Regions from separate parts of the Homo sapiens genome. Here region 1 is linked to region 2. Evidence: chromatin contacts called from ENCODE Hi-C or POLR2A ChIA-PET data. All regions are on one chromosome and are shown on one strand. The core of a region is the stretch at or near the end of the contact, and the rest is flanking DNA. Distances in the headings are between cores, read along the strand shown.

Evidence for each region. Hi-C counts contacts between places; a loop is a spot of excess contacts on that map. ChIA-PET counts read pairs that join two places held with the same protein, here RNA polymerase II (POLR2A). Pooled maps may share reads with other maps.
Region 1: a loop to region 2 is called in a map of CD14-positive monocyte, with 4 times the contacts of the local background. The contact joins the promoter of TLR2 here to the enhancer-like site in region 2. A Hi-C loop is called at or near these places in 8 of 168 maps with a recorded cell type or tissue (CD14-positive monocyte, MCF 10A, aorta and 2 more) and 12 of 50 pooled maps. POLR2A ChIA-PET finds 5 or more read pairs at or near these places in 4 of 52 experiments (MCF 10A, RWPE1, activated T-cell and 1 more).

What each region holds. Positions count from the first base shown.
Region 1 is chr4:153,682,929-153,685,633 of GRCh38, forward strand. It overlaps TLR2 (toll like receptor 2), which reads left to right and starts at 1,352. Exons shown (of 3, transcript NM_001318789.2): 1 at 1,352-1,432. RefSeq lists silencers at 1,070-1,249, 1,530-1,619.
Region 2 is chr4:153,642,159-153,644,904 of GRCh38, forward strand. It overlaps the pseudogene LOC100419170. Among named protein-coding and RNA genes, the nearest start is that of TLR2, 41 kb to the right of the region's middle. RefSeq lists a silencer at 1,457-1,526. Within about 2 kb of position 1,418, at least 2 of the 41 ENCODE cell types and tissues checked have a DNase peak (open chromatin) inside an H3K27ac peak, as active enhancers do; they include CD14-positive monocyte, where a contact is called at or near this core.

The DNA of each region.
Region 1 (2,705 bases), core at 102-2,601, 41 kb after region 2:
AATAATTTGAAGGAAGTTTTCTTTTGTCAGAAATCACAAGGTAGAGAGCTGGAGATTTGGAATTAATAAGAAAGCATTTTCAGCCAGCTGGACAACCTGATGGTCAGGATAAAGAAAAATAGTAAGATAGTGACCTGTATACAAAAACCTCTCAATTTCATATTTAGGTCTATTGATTAAGTTTCCCTGATGTTCCAACCATCAGAGAGGATTAGGGATGTGGAACAGGGTAGGAGAAACAGCCCTGGATTTAAGGTAAAATTCTGGTTTCAAATCTCAGTTCTGTCATATGTTATACAATTCACATGACATTTTCTTGTGTAAGGGAGGAACAAGGATGCTTGCTCTGCTTCATATCTCACTTTGTGAAAATCAAATGTAATTATGAACATAAAAGGTAGATTATTAACATTAAGGCAGTTGAATTTTAAAAGCTTGTTTTCTTCCCTTATACATATTCCTAACCGTGGAGACAGCTAGGTTCTGTGGCAATGAAGAAAATTGATCAATGACTGTTTTTGGTATTACTTTGGGAAGTAGGGATGGAATAGGGGCAAGGGAAGGGCTTAGCTTCAAACTGTAGACAGAAGTGGGAAGCCCAAATCTTTGCATGGTGAGAAGTGGGATGGAATGTAGGTGCTAGAGATGGTGCACCAGTAGGGACTGTCACTGGATTGGGGAAAAAAATCCGGGGCTGTCCTTATCTGCTCCCTTAGGCAAAATCGTTCTGTGTTAGTCTGGAGGGTGAACCTATTTTAATGCAGGAGGGCATAGACTTTTGGGTGGAAGCGGACCCTGGAGATGTACTGGCAGGTGAATAGAGTGTGGAAAAGTGGGGAAAGGAGAAGCACGATTCATGAGCCTGAGTTCGGGCTTCCATGGATGGAAAAGCATCAGGAGTGGAATTTAAAGACGGTGTGTTTCAGGTGATGTGAGGTCCTGGATGCCCGAAGCTTCAAGAAAATACTGGTTGGGCACTTAGCTTTCCCTGTGGTTGCCAATCCCACGCAGGCCGCCTCTAGCGTCTCGATTCGCTTTTCTCTGACCTGGAACCTCCGCCAAGCCCCCAGCTCTCTTCTTCGACCCAGCCTTGCACGGGGCAGCTGTCGGGGCAGGACCCGCCTCTGGCCTGTCGCAGCCTAGCTCACGGTCAAGGGCGGGAGCCTGCTGGGAAGCACGGCCGCGGGGGCTCGCTCGGGGCCACCTGCCTGGAACTCAGCGCGAGGTCCAGAGTTCCCTCCGGCTGCGCAGCGGCGCACGTGCCCCGTGGAAGGGGCGGTTCCCGCACCCCAGAAGGAGGGGGCGCCCGGCCGCGCGGACTTTCCCTTTTGCTTACTTCCTAGTCCCGGGCAGGCCGGCTCGGAGGCAGCGAGAAAGCGCAGCCAGGCGGCTGCTCGGCGTTCTCTCAGGTGACTGCTCGGAGTTCTCCCAGGTACGTCGTGCGCTCCCCACTCGTGTGGTCTCTCTGCACCCCTTCCTGGGGTCGGGTCGGGCAGGGGCGGAGGGGAGCCGCAGCCCGGTCACGGGCTCTGGGGAACCCGGGCTCCCGTTCGGCTGCACCTGGGCCCCTAGCTCCTGTCCGGGCGGGGATAGCGGGAAGCGCACCAGGCCCCCGGGACGCCGGTGCTTCTTTGCACGGCCCAGCGCGGGAATGTGGACACCAGCGAAGCCGGCTCAGGTCGGCCCTCGGGAGAAGCAGGGGCTACACGGAAAGGGAGCCCGAGGGTCCTGCAGAGCCCGAGGTCGGGACCCCGCGCGTGCAGTGCCAATGGGCTGCGGCTGGGCTGAGCGCCCTTCCAACCTTGCAGGCCCCGGGGGGGTTGCCGCGGAGAGCTTCCGCTGGGGCTCCGGGCCTCTGGCCGCCACCTCCCTCGGGAGGCCGAGGGGGGCGGTGGCCCCGGCCCGGCCCTCCCGCTTCCCTCACGGCCTGGCCCTCCCGCTTCCCTGATTCCCGGTAGGGTCGCTCTCCCCGCCTCCTGGCCCCTCTTGGCTCGGATGACAAAGATTGGGTAAAGGCTTTCAACGAGCTAGCGTCTGGCAGGGGGTGTGTCCTCGCTCACTGGTTACTGCTAGGACGGAGCTTGGATTTTGGTCACCGTGGCTCAGAGGTGGGAAAGGTTCCGTGCTCTGGGTCTGTCCAGGACCCTGGCTCCCTAACCCAAGTCTGACCTCTGCTCCCTGGCAGGCTTCGCCCCACCTCTGCGTTCCTTCATTCTTAGGATGTGTGAGTTAGGTCTCTGATTAGAAAACAACTTACAGCGTTTAAGCAAAGTCGAGTCCTTCAAGTAAGAATGCTTTGAAGTGCCCTTTACAACTTCTTCAACTTCTATAAATATGAACTTGTGTTTAGAACTTAAATGCAAGCCAGGAAAGTCTTTTTCCTGTTTGAAAGAGAGAGAAAGAGAGAGAAAGAGGTGATTGGAAGTGGTGGGTGGGGGCGGAGAAAGAGAAGGAGAGTAATCTGGGTGTAGACAACTCAAAGTTTGCTGAGATGACTTTAATCTTTTGACTCTGTTATTAAGATTTTTACCAAAGAGCAACTGTAGCTATGGTGGCCTGACTTGAAGGGACAGACCAAACAAACAACAAAACACAAAACAAAACAAACAAACAACAAAAGCAAGAGCAGAAACTATTGGAAAATGATTTATTCACCAATATTTTAAAGGTTCTTCCTGTTCTAAGCAAGGAACATCTTTAAGTTC
Region 2 (2,746 bases), core at 168-2,667:
CCATTTCCCCACAGTGGTTACAATGAGACACTAGACTCCTCATTCAACTGTCTGCTCCCTTGCCCCGCCTGTTTTCCTTCCTTGCTATATAAATCCTTAACTTTAGGCTTGGGGAAGGAACGGATTGGAGGTTTGGCTTCTGTTTCTTCGGCTGACATCACCCGTAATGCAATAAAGGCTTCTTCCCTGGCAACGCTTGTCATCTTAGCGATTGCCTCTCTGGTGAGCAATGGGGCCTAGACTGAACTGGTGTTTCGGTAACATTATTGTTCCATAAAATTGCTATGGTCAATTTAAATGAAAGAACATGAAACAACAGGAAAAATATAAAATTGGGCCTCAGTACTGGTGGGGGCAAGTGAGGCAGGCACTTTTATACATTGTGGGATGGGATTATAAATTGGTTGGCCATATATGTCATGCACCTTAAGAACTTCCAGGAAGTAACTTCTAAGGAAAATAGCAAAAGATATGCACAACAATTAGGTATTAGTGTTTTTTTAAATGCATTCATTATTGTAACTAACTTTCTCCCAAAATAGATTTATAGCATTTAATAATTAAAACACATACAACCAAAACATTGGGTAGATATAAACATATTTAAAAAATTACTAGTAAGTATGAAAATCAAAAACACAATTCCTAAGGTGGTGTTTTATTTTCCCTCCATTACTGGCTCTTTCCCCATTTGGAAGCTTCCTTCATGTTTTTTGAAGCTGAGCAAGGATGACATGACTCATGTCATGTATATTATACAATGTAAAGAACAAAACTGGCTGTGCGGTAGCTCACACCTATAATTCCAGTGATTTGGGAGGCCATGGTGGGAGGATAACTTGAGGCCAGGAGTTTGAGACCAGTCTGGGCAACAAAGTGAGACCCTATCTCTTTAAAAAAAAAAAAAAAAAAAAAAAGGAAACTAAAACAAGGCCACATTGATACATTGATTGGGCACTCTGGACAGAAAAAAAGTGATTGTACTGATGTGTAATTGATAGGTATGCTTGATAAAAAAAAAAAAGGATTCCATTTTTCATGACTTTTTAATGCGCTACATGATTCTGTGCATGACTTTCAGAGCACAATGATCATGTCTACTTGATTTCCTTCAAAAATTAAAAGAAAAATCTTTTACTTGAGAGGGTGAGGTGGGAGGATTGCTTGAGGCCAGGAGTTGGAGACCAGCCTGGGCAACATAGGGAGACTTTGTCTCTACAAAAAAATATAAATAAAAAATAAAAAGAGAAAGCTCCTAAGACTTCACTCAGTAGGTTATCCTACTAAAATAACTGGTTACTGATGGTTTCATGCAGTTCACAAAATTAACTGATGATTTTAGTTGCAGCTTTTATCTTCCTGACTTCTGCCACTCATGTCTCTGCTTTCACTTCCTGTATCCGCAATCTGACTGTGATATGTGATTATTAAAGGTATAGTCTATGTTGCCCCCTAGTGATTAATATGAACATAGGAAAAGTCCTGTAGACTTGCTCAGCTATTCAGAGCTGTGGATATGCTTCTTATCATGCAGAATCTACCTACTACTTTCCATCATTTTATTGTTTAAGTCCTTTAATAGCGTCAATTTTTACATTTTATTATGTTATTACACAAGTCCAAGCTAAACTGTTTATTCTATATAAAAGACAAGCAAAAACCAAGAAAACATTATAATCAATAAAATATTATCAAACAAGAAAAAGAAATACACCTCCTTTTAAAATTTATTTCTAACTCTATTTTTGTGGAGTGCTTTTAACCAGAGAAATAATTAACCTAAATGCATGGTCTATTAAAAGTTAATCGACCAGGCATGGTGGCTCACGCTTGTAATTCCAGCACTTTGGGAGGCTAAGGCGGGCAGATCACTTGAGGTCAGGAGTTTGAGACCCTCCTGGACAACATAGTGAAACCTCGTCTGTACTAAAATACAAAACTTAGCTGGCTGTGGTGGTGCATGCCTGTAATCCCAGCTACTCGGGAAGCTGAAGCAGGAGAATTGCTTCAACCCGGAAGGCAGAGGTTGCAGTTGGCCAAGATTGCGCCATTGCACTCCAGCTTGGGTGACAGAGTGAGACTCCATCTCAAAAAAAAAAGAAAAGAAAAGAAAAAATCACTTTTCTTACTTTAGTATTTCCTGAATATAAAGAATGACAGGCAGGATTGAATACCTTGTGAAAAAGTCTGAGATAATGCACAGTGATGCTGTCTATGTATTAAGTCTTGTGAGGCCTTCATCTATAAGTTTTTCCTTACCCCTTTGGTGGGCCCCCTCAGCCCAGCTTTTTTTTTTTTTAAAGGACAGGGTCTCACTCTGTTGCCTAGGCTGGAGTGCAGCAGCACAATTTTGGCTCACTGCAGACTCAACCTCCAGGGCTCGAGTAATCCTCCCACCTCAGCCTCCCAAGTAGCTGGGATCACAAGAATGTGCCACCACACCCAGCTAATTCCTTATTTCTTATAGAGACAGAGTCTTACTATATTGCCTAGGCTGGTCTCAAATTCCTGGGCTCAAGTGATCTTCCCACCTCAGCCTCTGAGTAGCTAGGACTACAGGCATGCACCACCATACTCGGCTAATTTTTGTATTCTTACTGTAGAGACATGGGGTCTCACTTTGTTGCCTAGGTTGGTCTTGAACTCCTGGGCTCGAGTGATTCTCCTGCCTTGGCCTCCCAAAGTGCTGGGATTACAGGCTTGAGCTATGTGCCCAACCTCCTTTGATTTTTTGTTTTTCTTCTGT